3 separate regions of the Homo sapiens genome follow, and all the other regions are linked to region 2. A link is a loop called in an ENCODE intact Hi-C map of the cell type or tissue named here. Cell type or tissue: heart right ventricle. All regions are shown on one strand. Region 1 overlaps FBXO17 (F-box protein 17). Region 2 overlaps GMFG (glia maturation factor gamma). Region 3 has its middle 19 kb from the start of FBXO27.

What was found. Hi-C counts contacts between places; a loop is a spot of excess contacts. Peaks named below come from ENCODE experiments on the same cell type or tissue, not always from the same donor. Only the 100,000 strongest peaks of a DNase experiment are listed, where the experiment ranks them.
Region 1: it touches region 2 in a loop (3-fold over the local background); 45 of 110 quality-filtered maps call a loop at or near these places.
Region 3: a loop joins it to region 2, with 6 times the contacts of the local background. A loop is called at or near these places in 19 of 110 quality-filtered maps.

The regions. Positions count from the first base shown.
Region 1 is chr19:38,949,335-38,957,334 of GRCh38, forward strand. FBXO17 (F-box protein 17) reads right to left here. Exons shown (of 6, transcript NM_024907.7): 2 at 637-1,002. The coding sequence starts at 985. Among named protein-coding and RNA genes, the nearest start is that of MRPS12, 22 kb to the left of the region's middle. RefSeq lists silencers at 571-630, 3,475-3,769. In heart right ventricle, a CTCF peak has its summit at 3,438 (motif pointing left); a DNase peak (open chromatin) is centred at 517; H3K4me3 peaks cover 882 bases; H3K27me3 peaks cover 443 bases.
Region 2 is chr19:39,323,635-39,331,634 of GRCh38, forward strand. GMFG (glia maturation factor gamma) reads right to left here. Exons shown (of 7, transcript NM_004877.4): 5 at 5,910-5,992; 6 at 5,366-5,439; 7 at 4,725-4,914. The coding sequence ends at 4,843. Among named protein-coding and RNA genes, the nearest start is that of LRFN1, 6.8 kb to the left of the region's middle. In heart right ventricle, CTCF peaks have their summits at 4,656 (motif pointing left) and 4,855; a DNase peak (open chromatin) is centred at 4,627; H3K27me3 peaks cover 494 bases.
Region 3 is chr19:39,047,609-39,055,608 of GRCh38, forward strand. It overlaps the pseudogene LOC124904801. Among named protein-coding and RNA genes, the nearest start is that of FBXO27, 19 kb to the left of the region's middle. RefSeq lists an enhancer at 4,866-4,915. In heart right ventricle, CTCF peaks have their summits at 4,823 (motif pointing right) and 5,022; a DNase peak (open chromatin) is centred at 4,833; H3K27me3 peaks cover 1,296 bases.

The DNA.
Region 1 (8,000 bases), 370 kb before region 2:
AGTGATCTGCCCCCTCGGGCCTCCCAAAGTGCTGGGATTACAGGCGTGAGCCACTGCGCCTGGACTAATTTTTAAATTTTTTAGAGACAGAGTCTCACTTTGTTGTTCAGGCTGGTCTCAAACTCCTGGCCTCAAGCGATCCTCCCACCATAGACTCCCAAAATGCTGGGATTACAGGCGTGAGCTACTGCACCCCACCATTTTTTTTTTTTTTTGAGACAAGGTCTCTGTCACGCAGGCTGTAGTGCAATGGCACGATCATAGCTCACTGCAGCCTTGAACTCCTTGGGCTTAAGCGATCCTCCTGCCTTGGCCTCCCAAAGCGTTGCCATTCCCACCGCGCCTGGCCCCTGTCCTGTTCTGCATCCCCTCTGCATACCAAACTACTTGCTTTCTCCCCCGGCCCAGCCAGGGTCTTCCTGCCTTGCCCCGCCCACTCGTTCGGATTCCCGGCTTCACCTTCTCCAGCCCCGCCCACCGGGCCTACCGCCCAGGCACTGCGTCCCTCAGCCCCGCCCCCTGGCTCCTCCAGCGGTCTCGCCCATTGGCTACATCTCTCAGACTCTGTCCCGGCCCCGCCCCCGCCTCGCTCGCGCGGCCCCCCTCAGCCTCCTGGGCCCCGCCCCCGTCACCCACGCTCTCCGCAGGAGTTGAAGATGAGATTGCGGCCGAAGGGCGCGCGCAGACAGTAGCGCGCCAGGGCGCACAGCGGGAACTCCTCCTTGTCTTCGTTGCTGGGCAGGCAGCGTTGAGCCACTGCGTAGAGTGCGCGGCCCTCGGCGCTGCGGTCGCGGGCCAGCTGCAGCAGCCACACAGTGGGCCCGTCCACTATGTCGCGCCAGGCGCGGCACACTGGGCGGCATCGCGTGACCAAGGAGCGTGGCGGCACGTGGCTCAGCACCTGCACCAGCAGCTCCGGGGGCAGCGCGTCCAGGGCCAGGGATGGGTCCGCCGGCAGCCGTCGCCGCGATAGCCGGGCGCCCATCTCCAGTAGCCAGAGTCCTGCAGGTCGAGAGGGGTCGGTAGGCGGGTCAGCGCAGCCAGGCCACCCCCTCCCTACCTTGTCCCCCAGGGCGCAAGGCCCCTGCTGCTCGAGAGACCCCATTAGGTCCATGGGCAACCAGGGACCCATTTCCCTCTCTGATCCTAGGCCTTTCCCAATCTTCCCCACTTGGGTAAAAGACCCCTGGTCTGACTCTGACCCCCGTCAGGACCGCTGATCACGGCTTCCGTCTGGCGTTCAATTGTGTCAGGCTAAGCGCTTCAGGTATATGACCAGTGAAATGGCAAAAGAACTAACATAACTAACCCCATTTTTGTTTAAGGGGACTTTACCCATTCCTGCACATGGCTAGGTTAATTTTAGACCGCTGAGATAATATGCAAAAACAGCAATCATGTAGTTTTTAAAACTAACTCTGGGATTAAAGAAGTATGTAAACAACTATGTTTTGTCAAAGATTTTTTTTTTTTGAGACACAGTCTTGCTCTGTTGCCCAGGCTAGAGTGTGCAGTGGCACGATCTTGGCACATTGCAACCTCCGCTTCCTGGGTTCAAGCGATTCTCCTGCCTCAGCCTCCCGAGTAGCTGGAACTACAGGCGCCCGCCACCACGCCCGGCTAATTTTTGTATTTTTAGTAGAGACGGGGTTTCACCATCTTGGCCAGGCTGGTCTCGAACTCCTGACTTCGTGATCCACCCACTTCGGCCTCTCAAAGTGCTGGGATTACAGGTGTGAGCCACCACGCCCAGCCTGTTTTTTCAAAGATTTATAGGGGCATTGTGACCCAACCAAGGACAAAGAAGTCATCAACCTCCTCGGACCCTAGCTGGCACTCAGATGTCTGCAGTGGTCACCTCCTTATTTTTATTATTATTACTTTTTTATGGAGCTAGAAACCAGGACTATAGCCTCTACCTCCTGGGCTCGAGTGATCCTCCTGCCTCAGCCTCCCAAGTAGCTGGGACTATAGGTGCATGCCACTATGCCCAGCTAGTTTTTTATTTTATTTATTGTTTTGTAGAGATGGGGTCTCACTACATTGCCCTGGCTGGTCTTGAATTCCTGGGTTCAAGTGATCCTCCTGCCTCAGCCTCCCAAAGTGCTGGAATTGGTATGAGTCACTGCGCCTGGCCTGTTGGTCACCTCTTGATCACAATGCCCTTCTCTTCCCTCTGCCCCTAAAAAAAAAAAAAATTGTACTGATTTAAGATGGTACTTTAGGATGATAGTCCACTGTGTTCTCGGTTTGCTGGCTCTCCAAATAAACTTGCTTTTCCTCCCACCAACTGTCATCTCTCTTGAGTTTGGCTTTCTATTTTTTTTTTTTTTTTTGAGGCAGCCTCACTCTGTCACCCAGGCTGGAATGCAGTGGCCCGTCTCGGCTCACTGCAACCTCTGTCTCCCAGGTTCAAGTGATTCTCCTGCCTCAGCCTCCCGAGTAGCTGGGACTACAGGAATGCACCACCACACCTGGCTAATTTTTGTATCTTTAAGGAGAGACAGTTTCACCATGTTGGCCATGCTAGTCTCGAACTCCAGACCTCAGGTGATCCACCCACCTCGGCCTCCCGAAGTGCTGGGATTATAGGCTTGAGCCACCACGCTCGGCCCGAGTTTGGCTTTCTTTTCTGAAACCGAGTCTTACTCTGTTGCCCAGGCTGGAGTGCAGTGGCACAATCTTGGCTCACTGCGACCTCCGCCTCCCGGGTTCAAGCGATTCTCCTGCCTCAGCCTCCCAAGTAGCTGGAATTACAGATGTGTGCCACCACACCGAGCCAGTAATTTCTGTAGTAGAGATGGGGTTTCACCATGTTAGCCGGCTGGTCTCAAACTCCTGACCTCAAGTGATCCACCTGTCTCAGCTTCCCAAAATGCTGGGATTTCAGGCGTGAGCCACCACGCCTGGCCTGAGTTTGGCTTTTGAGTGTTGAGCGGCCAAACCTCAGTCGGGTTACAGACCCACAAGGAAACCCACTGCGGAAGAAACCATTTCTACCCCATACCCCAATGTGTGCCAGCTACTGTGACCTTTGGAACCCATGACCCATCTTCAACAAAATCTCTTCTTGCCTCAGTTACTTCTCTGAACATTCCTACCACCTTCTTGCTCTAACTGGAACCCAGCTCTCCTGTGGGCCTTCCAAGTGGGGAGGTCTCCGTGCTCCTGGGAGCTACTTCCTGACCATTCTCCCTCCACCCTCCCCAAAACCCCCAGCGATGAATCTCATCACTACCTTGCTTCATGCGTCATCTGCTGACCCAGATCATGACTCCTCTCTTCTCCCTAATTTTAGCTCTGGGCTCACGGCCGCTCCCGCTGCTCTTAGCATCATTCTCAGTGATTTCTATAACCAGATAGTTCTTCCGCAGCCCCAACCTCTCTGTTCCCTGACCTCTCTCTAGTGACTTTTTCCTTCCCCAACATCTCCCTCTCGTGGTCAAACCCAGACCTTGTTTGAATAACAGCAGCCTCTTCAGAACCTCAATCTCACACTCACTCTCCACCCATCACTTTTTCTTTCCACCTCATTCCCTCCAGTGCCCCACTCGCATGATCCTTCCAACCCACTGTGATCTCCCATCCGTTGTCCCTTTCATATTTTACTCCCCCTCACCCTCCCATGCCCTCATTTCTTCCTTAGCCAGCTTAAATTCCATGGTTAATCATTAAAAACATTCTTGACCTGGCACGCTGGCTCATGCCTGTAATTCCAGCACTTTGGGAGGGCAAGGTGGGAGGACTGCTTGAGGCCAGGAGTTTGAGATCAGCCTGGGCAACACAGCGATACTCCACCTGTACAAAAAATAAAATGAAAAAATTAGCCGGGTGTGGTGGTGCACACCTGTAGTCCCACCTACTCCAGAGGTTAAGGTGGGATGATCGCTGGAGCCCGGGAGTTGGAGGCTGCAGTGAGCTATGATTATGCCACTGTACTCCAGCCTGGGCAACAAAGCGAGACCCTGTCTCTAAATAAAATAAAAAGAATAGCAAAAAAAGTGGGGCTGTAGCTAGAAGGGGAGGTGAAGTCAAGAGAGGGTTTGGGCTGGGCACGGTAGCTCACACCTGTAATCCCAGCACTTTGGGAGGCTGAGGTGGGCAGATCACTTGAGGTCAGTAGTTTGAGACCAGCCTGGCTAACATAGTGAAACCCCATCTCTACTAAAAATACAAAAATTAGCTGGGTGTGGTGGCGCACCTGTAATCCCAGCTACTCGGGAGGCCAAGGCAGGAGAATTGCTTGAACCCAGGAGGCAGAGGTTGCAATGAGCTGAGATCGCACCACTGCACTCCAGCCTGGGCGGCAAAGTGAGACCCTGTCTCAAAACAAAACAAAAACAAAAACAAAAAAAGAGAGAGGGTTTGTTTTGAGATGGGAGACAGGATGCTGTGTGGGCTAACAGGAGATCCAGTGCATGGGGGAAACTGAATGAGCAGCAGAGAGAGGTGAGAACCAGGGACGGTGGCTGGAAGTGGGCGGGAAGGTGGGAGCAGGTGATGGGACAGTCACAGCAGGAGAACGGGTGTGGGCAAGGGTGCAGGTAGGTGGTAGAGGCGGGGGTGGCTGTGGAAGTTCACTTCTCATCTCTTGCATTTTCTCTGCAAAATAAGAAGCCAAGGGAGAGTGAAAGGGGGGGAGGAGGTGTTGGAAAGGATTAGAGGAGAAGGGAAAAGGTGTGAATTAGTTGTCTAGAAGACAGGAGGAAGGAGGGGATCAGAGAAATGTCATATGGCTGCCAGGCAGCATTGGGGTCCGCCTGAGGGTCAAGTTCACAGACTTGAAATTAGCCTGGCCAGGGGGCTGTGTTGTTTTTTAGCTCACTCAAGCTGTGTGGGTGCAGGCACGGCAGAGAGGAAGGCTGGATTTAACCAGGGTCTCATGCAGGAGGAAGCCAAAGTGGGCAAGGGTGTGTGCAGAGAATGTGTTATTTTTTATTTATTTACTTTTTTGAGATGGAGTCTCGATCTGTGGCCTAGGCTGGAGTGCAGTGGCGCGATTTCAGCTCACTGCAACCTCCACCTCCTGGGTTCAAGCGATTCTCCTACCTCAGCCTCCCAAGTAGCTGGGATTACAGGCCTCTGCCACCACGCCTGGCTAATTTTTATATTTTTAGTAGAGACAGGGTTTCACCATGTTGGCCAGGCTGGTCTCGAACTCCCGAACTCAGGTAATCCACCTGCCTCAGCCTCCCAAAGTGCTAGGATTACAGGTGTGAGCCACTGCGCCGGGCCGAGAATGTGTTTTTTTTTTTTTTTTTTGAGACAGAGTTTCACTCTTGTTGCCCAGGCTGGAGTGCAGTGGCGCGATCTCAGCTCACTGCAGCCTTCACCTCCCAGGTTTAAGCAATTCTCCTGCCTCAGCCTCCTGAGTAGCTGGGATTATAGGCGCCCGCCACCACACCTGGCTAATTTTTATATTTTTAGTAGAGACAGGGTTTCACCATGTTGGCCAGGCTGTTCTCAAACTCCTGACCTCAGGTGATCCGCCCACCTCAGCCTCCCAAGGTGTTGGGATTAACAGGCGTGAGCCACTGCGCCTGCCCTGACAATGTGTTATTTTATTATTATTATTATTATTATTATTATTATTATTATTATTATTATTATTTTTGAGACGGAGTCTTGCTCTGTTGCCCAGCCTGGAATGCAGTGGTGCGATGTCGGCTCACTGCAAGCTCCGCCTCCTGGGTTCACGCCATTCTCCTGCCTCAGCCTCCCGGGTAACTGAGACTACAGGCGCCCACCACCATGCCCAGCTAATTTTTTTGTATTTTTAGTAGAGACGGGGTTTCACCATGTTAGCCAGGATGGTCTCGATCTCCTGACCTCATGATCCGCCCGCCTTGGCCTCCCAAAGTGCTGGGATCACAGGCGTGAGCCACTGCAACTGGCCTTTTATTTTTATTTTTGAGACAGGGTCTTGCTTCTTCACTCGGGTGGGAGTGCAGTGGTGTGATCATGGCTCACTGCAGCCTCAACCTCCCAGGCTCAAGTGATCCTCCCACCTCAGCCTCCCAAACTGCTGGGATTAGAGGCATGAGTCACCGCATGCAGCGTCTTTGTTTCTCTTTGTGGTAAAACTTCTCAAAAGAGCTGTCTACCCAGTATTTTCTGCTTCCATTCTTTCTAAAACATTTTCTTTCTTTCTTTTTTTTTTTTTTTTTGAGACAGAGTCTCCCTCTGTCACCCAGACTGGAGTGCAGTGGCACAATCTCAGCTCACTGCAACCTCTGGCTCCCAGGTTCAAGTGATTCTCGTGCCTCAGCCTCCTGATTAGCTGGGACTACAGGTGCGTGCCACCAGGCCCTGCTTATTTTTGTATCGTTAGTAGAGACAGGGTTTCACCATGTTGCCCAGGCTGGTCTTAAACTCTTGGGCTCAAAGGATCCTGCTGCCTTGGCCTCCCAAAGTGCTGGGATTATAGGTGTGAGCCACTGTGCTCGGCTCCAGCTCCACTTCTTGCTATAAATTATATGACCAATGGCAAGTCACTTAATCTCTTTATACCTCAGTTTCCCTTTCTGAAAATGGGGCTGCTAACGGTGCCTCCATCATAGGGCTGTTGTGAGGATGAAATGAGTATTTTAAAGCACTTAGGAAAAGCCCCTGTAGGCTCCTAAATAAGAGTGATATTAATTTAATATTAGTCCAGGCATGGTGGCTCACACCTGTAATCCCAGCACTTTGGGAGGCTTAGGTGAGCGGATCACCTGAGGTCGGGAGTTCAAGACCAGCCTGGGCAACATGGCGAAACCCCATCTCTACAAAAAATACAAAAAGTAGCGGAGCGTGGTGGTGGGCACCTGTAATCCCAGCTACTCAGGAGGCTGAGGCAGGAGAATCACTTGAACCCGGGAGGTGGAGGTTGCAGTGAGCTGAGATCGTGCCTCTGCACTCCAGCCTGGGCGATAGACTGAGACTCTGTCTCAAAAAAAAAAAAAAAAGATGATGTCAGGAATTTTTGCTACATTCATGGACTACTTGCCTGACACAGGCTTATTTCTTTTTTTTAAGTAAAACCTTAATTTGTTTAAAAATGACAATAGCTGACATGAATTGAGCACTTATTGGGCACATGAAGATAACAAGCATTAGATCATTAAAGCCTCTTAACCAAGGGCATCCTCAAAGGAGAGTTTTGCCCATTAAACAAGATGATAGAATTCATGAGCTGATCCAGCTTAAATGCTCAGCACCGTGGCTTAATAAGGGCCAATAAATGCCACTAAATGAAAATGTCACAGCTAAAATAGTTGCTGTCAGCCAGGCACAGTGGCTCATGCCTGTAATCCCAGCATTTTGGGAGGCGGAGGTGGGTGGATCACTTGAGGTCAGGAGTTCAAGACCAGCCTGGCCAACATGGTGAAACCTGTCTCTACTAAAAATACAAAAATTAGCCAGGCATGGTGGTGGGAGCCTGTAATCCCAGCTACTCAGGAGGCTGAGGCAGCAGAATCGCTTGAACCTGGGAGGTGGAGGTTGCAGTGAGCCAAGATCATGCCACTGCACACAGCGAGACTCTGCCTCAAAATAAATAAATAAATAAAATAGTTGCTGTCACTTTTTAAAAATGATGTGTCATAATAATGGCAACTAACATAATTTAGTGTTTCACATTAATTTTTAAAATATTAATATTAATTTTCACAGGTGTGAGCCACCATGCCCAGCCTCTGACATCATCTTTATTCCTACCGCAGAAAGAATGAAGCTGTGGAGACAGACTTTACAAAGACCAAGCTGTGCTTTTCTCCAGGTGGTTCTGAGTTGCATTAATAGTTCACTGAGGCCCGGCGCTTGAACCCGCGAGGTGGAGGTTGCAGCGAGCAGAGATCACATCACTCACTGCACTTCAGCCTGGGTGACAGAGCGACTCTGTCTCAAAAATAAATAAATAAATTCCCTAGGTTTATAAACAAGTCTACCAGTCTGCCTGGCATGGGTGTGATGTGCACCAGAGTTTAGTTTCCTGGAGTTCTTCTTAGGAGGAGTTCTTA
Region 2 (8,000 bases):
CTCCTCTTCTGTTCCAGCTTCTTCTTCTTCTTTTTTTTTTTTTTCTTTTTTTTTTTAGAAATGGGGGTCTCACTATGTTGCCCAGGCTGGTCTGGAACTCCTGGGATCAAGTGATCCTCCCGCCTCAGCCTCCCAAAGTGCTGGGTTTACAGGCGTGCACCACCACTCCTGGCCCCTCTTTCAGTTTTAACAATGACTTTTCTTTTCTTTTTTGAGACAGGGCCTCACTCTGTCACCCAGGCTGGAGTGCAGTGGCATGATCTCGGCTTACTGCAACCTCTGCCTCCCAGGCTCAAGCGATTCTCCTACCTCAGCCTGAGTAGCTGGGACCACAGGCGCCCACCACCACACCCGGCTAATTTTTGTATTTTTAGTAGAGACAGGGTTTTGCCATGTTGGTCAAGCTGGTCTCGAACTCCTGACCTCAAGTGATCCGCCCACCTCAGTCTCCCAAAGTGCTGGGATTACAGGTGTGAGCCACCGCATCCGACCCCTTGTTCAGCTTCTACGATGACTTTCCTATTCCTCCAACACACCAGCCCACAGCAGCAGCCCCTGAGCATATGCACTCTTCTCCCCTTTCCATGGCTGCTGGTTCTTTCTTTTCATGATGGTCTTAAATGTAATCTCTTCAAAGAGACCTTCCTTTTCCATCCCCAATTTACACACACCATCCCTACCTGGGCCCCCAACCAGCAGTCTGATGTTACTTTGAAATAGAAGAAGAAGGAGAAGGAGAGAAGAAAGGAAGAAGAAGGAGGAGGAGGAGGAGGAGGAGGGGAGGAAGAGGAGGAGGAAGAAGAGAAAAGAAAAGAGAGAAGAAAAGAAAGGAAGAGGAAGAAGAAGGAGGAGGAGGAAGAAGAAAGGAGGAAGAAGAGGAGGAAGAAGAGGAAGAGGAGGAGAAGGAGGAGGAAGAAGGGTGGCTGGATGGATATATGATGAAGTAATACCTTGACGTGTCAGTGGTGGCATCTAAGTGATGGGTATATGAGTGTTCACTATAAAATTATTTCAACTCAGGCTGGGCGTGGTGGCTCACATCTGCAATCTCAGCATTTTGGGAGGCCGAGGAGGGAGGATCAGTTGAGCCCAGGAGTTCAAGACCAGCCGGGCAACATAGCGAGACCCCATCTCTAATAAACTTTTATATAAATATATATATAGATATATATATAATACACACACACACACACATATATATATAATTATTTCAACTTGGCTGCATGTTTGAAATGTTTCATAGTAAATGTTAGGGAGTGGGGAAGCAGGACTCTTCTGGCGGCAACAAACAGCCCCACCAGGTGCCACCATTTCTATCTAGCACATCACCTTATTTATTTCCCTTATAGTATTTATCACTCTCTTTATTTTTATTTTAAAAGGAAAAAAGAGATGAGGTCTTGCTGTGTTGCCCAGGTTGGTCTCGAACTCCTGGGCTCAAGCCATCCTCCTGCCTTGGCCTCCCAAAGTGCTGGGATTACAGGCGTGAACCACTGCGCCTGGCTCTTGTCACCCTCTTATTTTGTTTACTTGTTTACCTATTTATTGTTATTTATTTACTGTCTAGTCATTGAAATATAAGCCTCCCAAGGGAAGTGGCACGGACACCAACATCTTCCAGTGCCCAGAATAGTGACTGCCACCCAGGAACTCAGTAAACGTGCTTTTCTTAAAGACAGGGTCTCCCTCTGTCACCCAGGCTGGAGTGCAGTGGCGTGATCATGGCTCACTGCAGCCTCGACCTCCCCAGGCTCAGGTGATCCTCCCACTTCAGCCTCCCAACTACAGGCACGCACCCCCACACCCAGCTAATTTTTTATTTTTTGTAGAGAAGCGGTCTCATTATGTTGTCCAGGCTGGTCGCACACTCTCGGCCTCTAAGATTTCCAGCCTCGGCCCCCCAAAATGTAGGGATTACAAGGTGTGAGCCACTGCACCTAGACAACATGTGTTCTTTTTATTTTATTTTTATTTATTTATGTATTTATTTATTTTGGAGACGGAGTTTTGCTCTTGTTGTCCAGGCTGGAGTGCAATGGAGCGATCTCGGCTCACTGCAACCTCTGCCTCTCCGGCTCAAGTGAATTCTCCGGCCTCAGCCTCCCGAGTAGCTGGGATTACAGGCACGTACCACCACGCCCAGCTATTTTTTTGTATTTTTAGTAGAGATGGGGTTTCACCATGTTGACCAGGCTGGTCTCGAACTCCTGACCTTAGGTGATCCTCTGGGATTACAGGCGTGAGCCACCGTGCCTGGCCCAACATGTGTTCTCAAATGCGTCTTGGGAGAGGACTGGGGATCTAGTCTGGCTCCAGACTCAGTTCAGGGACCACAGGAAGGAATAAATAACGACCTCTTAGCCCAGGTTCCCTAGAAGAAAAGGGTATACCCAGCAGCTGGAGAATGTCCCATAAGGTAAGGGAATGTGTGAGTTGGCCTGAAAAACGGGCAACAGGTTGAACTAGACATCTTAATTGTTTCCCTGGAGCCCTAATTCCTGCCCCAAACCTAATACAGACCCTCTACCAATCCCATTCTTCTGGCCCCGCCCCAAGCCTAGGCCCCACCCCCAGACTCTTAGGCCCTGCCCCAAAGCAAAAACTCCAGCCCTTTTAAAGCTAAGCAATGCCCATTCCGGCCCTTTCAAGGTTAGGAAGTCCCCCAAGTCTAGGGCACCGACTCAAAACTTAGGGAGCTTGGATCTGTGGGCGTTTATAGGATAGGTTGGTGGAACTAGAGGAGGCGGTCCCCAGTTTGTACTGCCTCTCCAGGGAATCTCCCCAAACCCGAAGACACGTCCCATTGTGCTGACTCCTCATTGGATAGTGCAGTCTGTTCTGGCCTCTCTGATTGGTCCTTCCACAATCCCTAGCTGTACTCCCTCTGCATTGGACTGCGCCTGTGAGCCACCCTTTCTGATTGGCCCCTGCTTTCCCATGCTTTGCTCCTGATCGGGCAAGTCCTTGTGCATGGCTCTTTCTGATTGGACCGTTTGTAATCACAAGCCTGGATGAAACAGAAGTTCCACTATGGAGGGTGGGAGTACCACCAAGGAGGACGAGGAGGAGGGGGGGGAGGGGGAGGGGGAGAGGGAAGGGGAGGGGAGGGGGAGGGGAGCGGGGAGGAGGAGGAGGTTCCCTAAGTCTCTTGCCTAAGAGAGAGTGTGGCCATTGACCCCCAAGATAGCCTGGGCTTAAAGAGTTCTAACTGTACAGACCACAGGTGCCTTTGGCTTCTATGCCTCAGATTTTTATCGTCTTTAAGTTGGAGAGAATAATAGTACCTTTTTCACGAGGTATTGCAATAATTAAATAAGCTAATGCCTATAAACTGCTTATAGAAGTACCTGGTACATAGGAAGCCCTCAAGAGGAGGGTCAGCTATTAGTATTCATTTGATCATGTAAGTGCATGACCTTGGATGAGTCCCTCTGCCTCTCTGACCTCTGCAGGCCAGGAGTTCCTTGTCCATTTAATTGAATGACCCCTCTTGTCTCCAGTCCTCCTCCTCCTCCATCTCCTGCCTTCAGGGACTGGGCCTGTGATCAGAGGGAGGGACAGAGAGATAGGGACAGGAAAACAGCACTAGTGGAGGGCAGAGGAGCTCAACCTAACCCTCCAGAGAATTTAGGGCAGGGTGAATTTTCTCTATGGACCAGTGTAGAGTGATTCTATCCCGAATCCCTCATGCAAAGGACTTGCCCTGATTGGGGGTGAGCGGGCAAGAGATAGGGTAGAGTGGGGTGGTAAGGGGATGGTGTGTTAAGGCTGGGAGGGCTTGGAGCTGGGCTTTTTGGACCCTATCCCCGGAAACACCAAGGTTGGGGGAACGGGCAGCCCAGGCCCAAGGTCACTATGTCTTTGTTACCATGGCAACAGCCACCTCTCTACCGGGAACCTGAAAAGGGGTGGGGGGAGGGAGTTCCCACGTCCCTGAAACCGGGGACAGAGAGGGGAACAATTAGAAACATGGAAGAGAAGCAGAGAGACAGAAAGGGTGTGATTCATCTCTGTGAAGACCTGCCCATCTCGGAATTCTCAGAGCCCGGTACATTGTGGGTACTTAATCAATGTCCCTCAGAGACAGACGCAGAAAGCCTGAGAAAGTTCGATGTCAAGAGATGCCAGAAAAAAGAAAAGAAGAATCTTCAGATGGGGGCAAGTGTCCCTTCCCTGTCTCCTCAATCTCACACCCCTGGGAGTCCACCGAGGGCCCAGGATCGACTTCAGCTTCCCCAGCCCTGGGTGTTCAGGCCTACCTGACCGTACAAACCATCCACCCCCCAGCAGCTCCTGAGATCCTGAAGCAATTACGTTCAAACCTCTTCGGCCTTTAAATTCTTCCTATCTAAGGGCTCAGCTGAGAAAAGTCGCATTCGGTGATGCCTCCTACCCCCCAGAGGTGGGGAGTGGGGGAGGAAACGGGCACTTTGCCTCCTTTATTCTCAGGGGTCCTTGTTCCCCTTGGGAGTGACCGCTCTGTAGATCCAGATATTTCCCCAATACCTCCAGGAGACCCAGGCCTCGCCCATCCGTCCCCCACCCCCCAAGGAAATCCTTCAGGCCCTTCCCTTTCTTTCTAAGAAAGAGGTATCCTCCTTCCCTCCCGGGACCCAGCTCGCATTCCTCTAGGTCAGCCCGCCCCCTGCTGGCCCAAGCCTCGTACTGCAGGAACCGTCGGCTAGAGCCCAGAAGAGGCAGAAACTGAGTCCAAACTGAGGATCTCCGAGTTTTTGCATTTTAAAATTTATTTAAAGTCTTGGTTGTTCAGGTCCTAGGGGTTCCAAGTCCCCAGTCACCTTGAGGACTCAGACATCAGGAATTCAGTCCCCAGCCCAGAGATCAACGAAAGAAAGACAACTTTTCTTGGAGCCAGGCCTCAGTGAGGTCATCAGTGGTGCGGATTTCGAACACCTGGGCAGAGAGAGGTCTCGGCATTATGATCTACTCAAACACTGAGACAGTGGCTGGGCACGGTGGCTCACCTGTAAGAGAGCACTTTGGGAGGCTGAGGTGGGTGGATCACTTAAGGTCAGGAGTTCGAGACCAGCCTGGCCAATATGGTGAAACCCTGACTCTACTAAAAATACAAAAAGTAGCCAGGTGTGGTGGCGTGTGCCTGTCGTCCCACTACTTGGGAGGCTGAGGCAGGAGAATTGCTTGAACCCAGGAGGAGGAGGTTGCAGTGAGCCGAGGTTGTGCCACTGCACTCCAGCCTGGATGACAGAGCGAGACCCAGTTCTTTAAAAAAACAAAAACAAAAACAAAAACCACTGAGACAGTGAGGACTCTAGTCCCTCTTCCCTCAGACCCAGGACCCACACCACCTCTCCCTAACACTCTGGAGCCCCATCCCAGTCTGAACCTTTGTGAGCTCTGCTGTCTGCACCAGCCTGTTTTTACTCCCTGCATACATCATCTGTTGTTCCGGCTTGCAGCCTGCGTGGAAAAGAGGAGAAAGGCACATCAGTGGGGACCCAGGCGTGTTCTCTAAAGCTCTAGTAATGTCCTGAAGGCCCTGCAGCTTGCCAAGGGTCCTAGGAGCTCTTCTAAGGAGGTCCCTGCACTGTACTCAGTTTCTAGGTTGGCTTGGGGGCTTCAAGTTATTCTGAGGGTCTCTGGAGATGATTTAGGGGCCAGACGGGGATTTCTAGGTGAAAGGAAAAGGTGGGTTGGCTTAGGCCCCAGGACTGAGAACGGGTGGGCTCTTGGTGAATCTGAGCCCCCACCTCCACTTCACTGCCCTCCCACATCATGCGTGCGACACACACACATCCTCACCCAGTCACACACAGGCTGTCACATGCTCACACTCTTACACAAGTGCCTGCACACATTCGCATTTACACACAAACACACACACACAGAATCGAAGACCCTCTCCTGAGGACAGTAGAGCTGTGTCTCACCCACAGGGCTGGAGAAGATGAAACACAAAGGGTAGGACACTCGGCCATCGTCATGCACGTACTTGTAGCTGTAAACCACGAACCTACCGTGAAAGGGAATTGAAAATCAGGACTCTGGCCTGCAGCCCAGGCTTAACAGCCATTACCTGAGTCCACAGCCTTGAAATGTTGGCTGAGTCTGAGAACCCAGGGTTGATGTCTGGGACTCAGGGTACTGACCTCAAACACAACAAATGATTAAAAAATAATCATAGGGCCGGGCGCAGGACTCACACCTATAATCCCAGCACTTTGGGAGGCCGAGGCGGGTGGATCACCTGAGATCAGGAGTTCGAGACCAGCCTGGCCAACATGGTGAAACCTCGTCTCTACTAAAAATACAAAAATTAGCCTGGAGTAGTGGTGGGCGCCTGTAATCCCAGCTAGTCAGGAGGCTGAGGCAGGAGAATCGCTTGAACTCAGGAGGCAGAGGTTGCAGTGAGCCAAGATCACGCCATTGCACTCCAGCGTGGGTGACAAAAGTGGAACTCCATCTCAAATAATAATAATAATGATAGTGCTCATTTGACTCACAATTACTTTATAATATAGGTGCTATTAATATCCCCATCGTACAGATGAGAAAACTGAGGCCCAAAGTCACTTGCCTAAGGTTCTACAGATAGGGGAGAGATTTGAACCTGGGAAAGTGAATGCCAGCGTGTAAGTTCTCACCCCCTATGCAATTCTGTCCAGTGCACTTGAACCCCAGGTGCACTGTGACCAGTGATGGCTACAGAATCATCCAAGCCCGGTATAAAATGAAAATGTGGGGCATCTTGTTCAAGAAGCAGGAAAATTGTTTTCCTTTCTTTTGTAGTCTCTCTCTAGACTGATCATCGTCTTTTTTTTTTACTGTTATTAGAGACAGGGCCTCACTCTGTTGCCCAGGCTGGAGTGCAATGGTGCGATCCTAGCTCACTGCAGTCTTGAACTCCTGGGCTCAAGCAATCCTCCTATCTCAGCCTCCAGAGTAGCTGGGAGTATAGGTGCACACCACCATGCCCAGCTAATTTTTTTTTTTTTTTTTTTGAGACAGGGTCTCACTTTGTCACCCAGGTTGGAGTACAGGGACGTGGTCTCAGCTCATTGCAGCCTCGACCTCCCAGGTTCAGGTGATCCTCCTGCCTCAGCCCCCCAAGTAGCTGAGATTACAGGGGCGTGCCACCACATCCAGCTAATGTTTTTTGTGTTTTTTGCAGAGACAGAGTTTCACCATGTTGCCCAGGCTGGTCTCGAACTCCTGAGCTCAAGTGATCTGTCCACCTCAGCCTCCCAAAGTGCTGGGATTACAGGCATGAGCCACTGCGCCTGGCCTTTTTTTAAAAAATTTTAGTAGAAATGGGGGTCTTGTTATGTTGCCCAGGCTGGTCTTGAACTCCTGGCCACAAGCAGTACTCCCACCTCAGACTCCCAAAGTGCTGAGATTACAGGTGTGAGCCACTGCGCTCAGCCTGTCTTTTTTAGTTTGCTATTTAAAGTCGTGCTCCCTCGGGCATGAGGATATGCGCAGGCAGAGTGCAGATGCTCACAGGAACACCCTGTAACTTGTCAGGCAAGGGGTGCCTTCTGGACCCTGACCCTCCCTACACCAGCAGGAAACCCAAGGACAGCAGCGGTCACTGGGTGGGTGCAGAGAGTGGGTGGCTGAGAACCTGTTCAGGGAGGCAGCCAGGTGGTGGACTGCCTGTGAACCTAGCTCCAAACCCCAGCACATTTGTGTGAAGTCCATTGTCCCATCTGACTTCATACAAAACAGAAATTCAAAGATAAAACTATAAAGAAGGTGACCGTTAACCCCCATGTGTGAGGCCCCCTCCTGGGTGCGGGGCCCTGTGCAATTATCATATGCCCATGAAGCTGGTCCTTGTTGAGTCCTACAGCCTCTAATCCTAGAGACCCAAAATGAATTCAGTCAAGATGAAAAATCTTAGCAGACCAGTTTTCACAGAAATAGTCAAAGAGCTCTTCCACCAAAAAAAGCACCAGGCTCATGTGACTTCGCCCAGGATTCTACCTGATAGTTAAAAGTCGAGTCATTCCTTTAGCAGG
Region 3 (8,000 bases), 280 kb before region 2:
TAATTAATTATTTTGTAGAGCCACGATCTTGCTATGTTGCCCAGGCTGGTCTCAAACTCCTGACCTCAAGTGAGCCGCCCGTCTTGGCCTTCCTAAGTGCTGGGATTACAGGCATGAGCCACCACACCCAGTGAGTGTCAGAACTGAACTGAATGAGAAAACACCCAAGTGGTGTCTGCTGTCAAATTGCTTGGTGTGGGACAGAAAACCCCCCTATACACCCAGAGTCCCTGAAGTATTCTGTGTTGTGAGAATACAGCAGGAGAAACTGGATTTGTTTTTCTTGTGTGGGGGGACAGGAGGAAGTAAGGAACAGAGAAAGAAGGATGCTGCTCAGAGACAGGTGAGACAGGAGGGTGGACCAGCCCAGGACCGGGGCATAGGAGCCAGGAGAAGTGGCTAATTCTGGATAGATTTGAGGGTGCCCACAGGATTTGCTGAAGAATTGGGCATGGGATGCTGGGCCACACAGAACACGTTCAGGATATCAGGCGATGTTTTTTGTGAAGTCCTTGTCTATAGAAACAGTTTGATTGAAAGATGTGGCCAGGTGTGGTGACTCACGCCTGTAATCCCAGCACTTTGGGAGGATGAGGTGGGAGGATCCTTTCAGGTCAGGAGCTTGAGACCAGCCTGGGCAACATGTAGAGAGCCCATCTCTATTTTTTTAAAAAAGGGAAAAAGCAATTTAATTTCTTTTTTCTTTTTTGACTAGAGACAGGGTTTAGCCATGTTGCCCAGGCTAGTCTGGAACTTCTGGGCTCCAGGGATCTGCCCACCTTGGCTTCCCAAAGTGCTGGGATTACCAGCACCCTAAAAAAAGGAAAATTTTAAAAAAAGAAAAATTTGTTACAAAATTCATGGACCTAAGTGAGGTATAGTGATTTATCAGTGATAGAGAATAATGCACAGAGAAGAGGTACTTAGGTATTTGCTTTTTGTTGAACCCACCACCGTGAAATCCACCAAAGCGTCCAGGTACCATCTCCTCATGTCCCTTTTTTGTCATCCTGTGTCATTTTGGGCTAATTTAATATCCCTCAGCATGCAAAAGAGGCAGCATTGCTGTTACACTCAACATCCTTGCTTCTGCTGATCTTTTTTTTTTTTTGAGACAGAGTCTTGCTCTGTCGCCCGGCTGGAGTGCAGTGGTGTGATCTTGGCTCACTGCAACCTCCGCCTCCTGGGTTCAAGTGATTCTCCTGCCTCAGCCTCCCAAGTAGCTGGGACTATAGGCATGCGCCACCATGCCCGCTAATTTTGGTATTTTTAGTAGAGACGGGGTTTCACCATGTTGACCAGGATGGTCTCGAACTCCTGACCTCAGGTGATCTGTCCACCTCAGCCTCCCAAAGTGCTGGGATTACAGGTATGAGCCACCGCGCCTGGCCACCTCTGCTGATCTCTATGGCTATCTGTTTAACACTGGTCACATCGTTCCTCATGACACTGCCCCAGGAGGCTGCTTCATCTGTTGTGACATCCATGAATACCGGCTTCTGGTGACTTCGTCAGAGGTTTTCTTGGGCTGAGTGGATGACAAACACAAATGCCAATGCCAATCTTTATTCTTCTTGTCAGACAGTAATGTGCTGATGTCATAAGAAGGCTTAAAAGGGAGGCGCATTGTATTACTCCGTTTTCACGCTGCTGATAAAGACACACCTGAGACTGGGTAATTTATAAAGAAAAAGAGGTTTAATGGACTGACAGTTCCAAGTGTCTGGGGAGGCCTCACAATCATGGTGGAAGGCAAAGAGCACGTCTTATATGGCAGCAGAGAAGAGAGAGAATAAGAACCAAGTGAAAGGGGAGAAACCCTTACAAAACCATCAGATCCGCCGGGCACGGTGGCTCACGCCTGTAATCCCAGCACTTTGGGAGGCCGAGGCGGGCGGATCACGAGGTCAGAAGATCGAGATCATCCTGGCAAACACAGTGAAACCCCGTCTCTACTAAAAATACAAAAAAATTAGCTGGGCGTGGTGGTAGGCGCCTGTAGTCCCAGCTGCTAGGGAGGCTGAGGCAGGAGAATGGCGTGAACCCGGGAGGCAGAGCTTGCAGTGAGCTGAGATCGCGCCACTGCACTCCAGCCTGGGTGAAAGAGCGAGACTCCATCTCAAAAAAAAAAAAAAAACCCATCAGATCTCGTGAAACTTATGCACTACCAAGAGAACAGTATGGGAGAAACCGCCTCGATGATTCCATCATCTCCCACTGGGTCCCTCCCACAACACATGGGAATCATGGGAGCTACAATTCAAGATGAGATTTGGGTGGGGACACAGCCAAACCATTTCACGCATCTCACTTAAGAGCATGAAAACCCAATCATCAAGTTTACGAACTACAAAAGGATCAAATGCAAGTCTTTTATTTATTTATTTATTTATTTATTTATTTTTGAGATGGAGTTTTACTCTGTCACCCAGACTGGAGTGCAGTGGCACGATCTTGGCTCACTGCAACCTCTGCCTCCCGGGTTCAAACAATTCTTCTGCCTCAGTGTCTTTTAAAAATTTTTCAAATATTTTTTAGCAGTGGTGAGGTCTTGTTCTGTTGCCCAGGCCGGCCTCGAACTTCTGGTCTCAAGCAATCCTCCAGCCTCTGCCTCCCAAAGTACTGGGATTACAGACGTGAGCCACTGCACCCAGCCAAAAGCAAGTTTTTGTTTGTTTGTTTGTTTGTCTGTTTGTTTTCTGAGACAGAGTCTCGCTCTGTCACCAGGCTGGAGTGCAGTGGTGTGATCTCGGCTCACTGCAACCTCTGCCTCCCAGGTTCAAGTGATTCTCCTGCCTCAGCCTCCCATGTAGCTGGGATTACAGGCGTGCACCACCACGCCCGGCTAATTTTGTATTCTTAGTAGAGATGGGGTTTCACCATGTTGGCCAGATTGGTCTCAAACTCTTGACCTCATGGTCTACCTGCCTCGGCCTCTCAAAGTGCTGGGATTACAGGTGTGAGCCACCGCGCCTGGCCCCAAAAAGTTTTAACCAGAGTAATGTGAGCAAGAACTTTTCTGGTCATGTTAAATGATCATATTTGGAATTTCCTGGTGGAAATGTAGAACCACACACCTTCCACCCAAGTCTGTCTTTAGGCCACCATCCCCGCATTCAAAAAGCCTTTTTTTTCTTTTTTTTTTAGACAGGGTTTCACTCTGTCACCCAGGCGGAGCGATCGCAGTTCACCTAAGCCTTGGCCTCCCAGGTTTAAGCAATTCTTTCACCTCAGCCTCCCGAGTAGCTGAGACTGCAGGTGCATGCCACCACGCCTGGCTAATTTTTCTGTATTTTTAGTAGACATGGCGTTTCCCTGTGTTGGCCAGGCTGGTCTCAAACTCCTGACCTGAAGTGATCCACCTGCCTCGGCCTCCCAAAGTGCTGGGATTACAGGCATGAGCCACCACACCCAGCCAAGATTTTTAAAACTTTTTACAATTTTATTTTTAGAGCTGAGGTCTCACTATGTCACGCAGGCTGATCTCAAACTCCTGGGCTCAAGCGATCCTCTTGCCTCAGCCTCCCAAAGTGCTGGGATTACAGGCGTGAGCCATCGTGCCTGGCCCCTAGAGTCCTTCAACACTGACCTTGTCTTAGCCTTCAATATCCCTGCAACCTGTGAGAATAAGCAAAGCAAATACAGTGACCACGTGTCTGTCCCTCCTGGAGCCCAGCTGTAGCTGACCGGAGAGCATCGGGTGCCCATCATGTTGTGGAGTCACGGTCTCGAAAACCCTGGGAGGGGAGAGGCACAATTTGCCCATTATGGAGAAGAAACTGGCCAGTTCTTCAAGAGCTTGATGTCTCTTTTCCTGGCAGCAGGAGTTACAGGCCATGAATACTAGTTTCTGTGGGAGAAATAAAGGAATCTTTGCAGATGGCAAGGGAAAAAAACAGCTCCTTTCTAAAAGGACATTGCCTGCCAGGGACGGTGGCTCACGCCTGTAATCCCAGTACTTTGGGAGGCCAAGGCAAGCAGATCGCTTGAGCTCAGGAGTTCAAGATCAGCCTGGGCAACATGGTAAAATCCTATCTTTACAGAAAAATACAAAAATTAGCTGGGCATGGTGGCACACATCTGTGATCCCAGCTACTGGGGGAGGCTGAGGCAGGAGGACTGCTTGAGCCCGGGAGGCAGAGGTTGCAGTGGGTGGAGATCAGGCTGCTGCACTCCAGCCTGGGCAACAAAGTGAGACTCTGTCTCAAAAGAAATAACAATAATAAATAAAATAAAATAAAATAAAGGGGCATTGCCTTATTGTAAATCCAAGTTTACTAAGTAACTAGCCTCAGTCTAAACACTGGGGAAAGTACAATTCTGAGATGATAGGCCGTTTAGATATGAAGTACCAGATGACATCCTACGTGTATATAATCTGTATTTTGGCTGGGCATGCTGGCTCATGCCTGTAATCCCAGCACTTTGGGAGGTCGAGGCAGGTGGATCGCTGGAAGCCAGGAGTTTGAGATCAGCCTGGCCAATGTGGCAAAAACCTGTCTCTACTGAAAACACAAAAATTAGCTGGGCATGGTGGCAAGCACCTGTAATCCCAACTACTTGGGAGGCTGAGGCAGGAGAATCGCTTAAACCCTGGAGGAAGAGGTTGCAGTGAGCCGAGATCGCGCCACTGCACTCCAGCCTGGGTGACAGAGCGAGACTCTGTCTCAAAAAAAAGAAAAAAGAAAGTTGATACATGGACCCATCTACCTGGCTCCACGCTAAGAGGTGGTCATGGACCATTGATGACCCAGTGTCCTGAATGTGTCCTGTGCCCAGGGTACGTCCAGAAGCTTCGTGGCAGCACCATTCTGGTGGCCGCCAGGGGGCGCCATGTGCTTGCCAGGCAGCAGTCCTGGAACTGGGGTCCAGCCACAGGGCCCCAGGACCACGCCACAGGGCAAGAGTCCTAGAGTTCCTGGTAGTTTCCAGCTGAACCTATGCACACGGGGTCGTTGGTGGAGGTGGAACTAGATCTCTGCAGAGCACCCTAAAGGGGAGAAACGGGACAGGCCCACACAGGTCTTGGTCTGAACTGGGAGTACCCTGCCCTGAGAGCACTGTGGCTTGGCTGGCCCCAGCTGCTGGAGAGGGACTTAGAGGAAAGTGCCACACAGTGTAGGATGCCCACTTGCCTGGTCCAAGGATGCTCCTGGTGGGTGTGAGAGAAACAGCAAAGTCCAGCATTTCCAGACTTGGATTTCTCCAAGGTTTCCAGTCATGTTGCCATTTATTGGGAAGGGGAATGGTGCAGGACTGGGGGAAGGAATAGGAAAATCAGGGCTTCATTTTGGGGAAACTGAGGCTCAGAAAAGCCCACAGGCACCGAGCAAGGATGTGAAACCATTTCCCTCGTAACCCCCGGGCGACACCGCCTGCCCCAGTTCCACGTGAGGTTGTAAAGCACTGATGCTGCTGAACATTTTCATAAATGACTTCATTTAGTCTCATCAACAATGAGCATTTTGATCCCATTTAGGGGGAACAAAGGGAGGCTCAGAAAGACCTTGCCGAGGCCTTAGATGGAGGAGGTGGCAGATTTTAGTGTGCTCTGAGTCCAGGCCCACTTTAGGCTCACAGAACCACCTCAACCCCTTTCTGCCCTAGGCCGGGCTTTTCCGAGCCTCCCTCTGCCCACTTGCCTCCTCCTTCCAGGAGTCAGGGTACTGGGGGGCTTCCCGCCTGCGCCCAAGGGGCCATAGGGCCTCATTCCCATCCATTCCTGCCTCTGTGCCTTGCTCTAACCCAGCTGGCCACAGCCCCACCTGGCCCAGGTGCCGCCGGCCCTGCTTGGTCCCCATACAAAGGCCTGTGGGAGAGGCTGGGAAATTGCCATCCACCTGGGGACAGTGGGAAACAGTCATCGTCAGCCTGTCCATATCCAGGACACCGTGCTGCATCCTGGCTCACAATCAGGAACCAGAAGGCAGCACGGCCCCCACAGGGCTGGCACGGGCAGCCTCACTGTGGCCTGTGCCCTGGGCAGTACCAGGCAGCTCCATCCTGTGGTACCCAGGCTGAGTCCATCTCTTACGCCCACGCCCAACCTCTCAGCAAACCCAGGCAGCTCCAGGTGCACAAAATCTGCACAGCACCTGCCCTTTCTCGCCCGACCATGGCCACCACCCTGGCCCCATCCACCCCTGTCTCCATCTGGACCATCACTCCCATCCACAGACTCCCTGCTCCTTCCCACCCCACCCTCGCAATCTGTTCCACAGCCACAGGGAGACTGTGAACACCTGTGTCACTCCTCCGCCCAGAACCCTCCCGGGGTGCCATCCTGCCCTGAGTAAAGGGCAAAGTCCTCCCCTACGGCCCACCAGGCCTCACATGATCTGCCCCGCCCCACTCTGACTCTGTGGCCTCCCACAGCCTCCTTGCTCACCCAGCCTGGCCACTGCTTATTATTCTGTTCCCACCACGGGGACTTTGCTTGGCTGCCCCTCCCCATAGGTCACTCCCTACCCTCCTTCCAATGTTTGCTCAAATCTTGCCTTCCCAGCCAGGCTTCCCCTGACCACTGCCTTTAATACTTTAACCACCCTGCCTTTTTTTGAACTCCTAATTTTTTATTTTTATTTTTATTTTTTGAGATAGGATCTAGCTCTGTTGCCCAGGCTGGAGTGCAGTGGCGTGATCATAGCTCACTGCAACTTTGAACTGCTAGGCTCAAGGGATTCCTCCTGATTCAACCTCCCAAGTAGCTGGGACTATAGGTGCACACCCAGCACTTATAATTGTAATTTTTAATAGAGATGGGGTTTCACTATGTTGCCCAGTCTGGTCTCAAACTCCTGGCCTCAAGTGATCATCCCACCGCAGTCTCCCAAAGTGCTGGGATTGCAGGTGTGAGCCACCACACCTGGCCACCACACTGCCCTTTTTACCCCCTTTGCCTACTCTGATTTTCTTGGAAACCTTCCATAGACTTCACAGCTTCCTCTCACCATCCCACTCATCCAGCCACTGGCCATGGCCACCTTCCCTGTTACTGTACGCAGGCTCCAGGAGGGCTGGTCAGCTCAGCCTCTCTGCTGGAGTCCTTTATTAGTTTCCCATTGCTGCTGTAACGAATTACCACAAACTTGGTGCCTTCAAACACATTTATTCTCTTGCTGCTCTGGAGGCCAGAGTCTAAAATCAGTTTCACTGGGCTGGAGTCAAAGGAGCGGAAGGACTGCCTGCCTTCTGGAGGCTCGGGGGAGCCATTCATTGCCTCTCCTGGCTTCTGGAGGCTGCCAGCATTCCTTGGCTTGTGGCTGCATCACTCCAATCTCTGCCTCTGGAGTGATTTTGCCTTCTCCTCTTCTGTGTGCAACCTCCCTCTGCCTCTAATTTATAAGGACACTTGTGACAGCATATATGGCTTACCAGGTAGTCCAGGATAATCTCATCTCAAAACCATTAACTTGGCCAGGCGCGGTGGCTCATGCCTGTAATCCCAGCACTTTGGTGGGCCGAGACAGATGGATCACCTGAGGTTAGGAGTTCGAGACCAGCCTGGCCAACATGACGAATCCCTGTTTCTACTAAAAATACCAAAATTAGCCAGGTGTGGTGGTGCGTGCCTGTAATCCCAGCTACTTGGGAGGCTGAGGCAGGAGAATTGCTGGAACCTGGGAGGTGGAGGTTGCTGTGAGCTGAGATTGTGCCATTGCACTCCATCCTGGGCGACAGAGCGAGACTCCATCTCCAAAAAAAAAAAAAAAAATCATTAATTTACATCTGCAAAGACGCTTCTTTTGTATAACATAACATTTATAGGTTCCAGGGATTGGGTTGCTGTCTTAGTCTATTCAGGCTGCTAGAACAAAATACCATAAACTGGGAGGTTTAAAAAATTTATTTCTCACAGTAGTAAAGCCTGGGACATTCAAGATCAAGGTGCTGGCAGATTCGCTGTCTGATAAGGGCCCTGCTTCCTCATAGAGGAGGTCTTCTCCCTGTGTTCTTACAGAGTGGAAGAGGCAAGGGCTCTCTCTATGGCCTGTTTTATA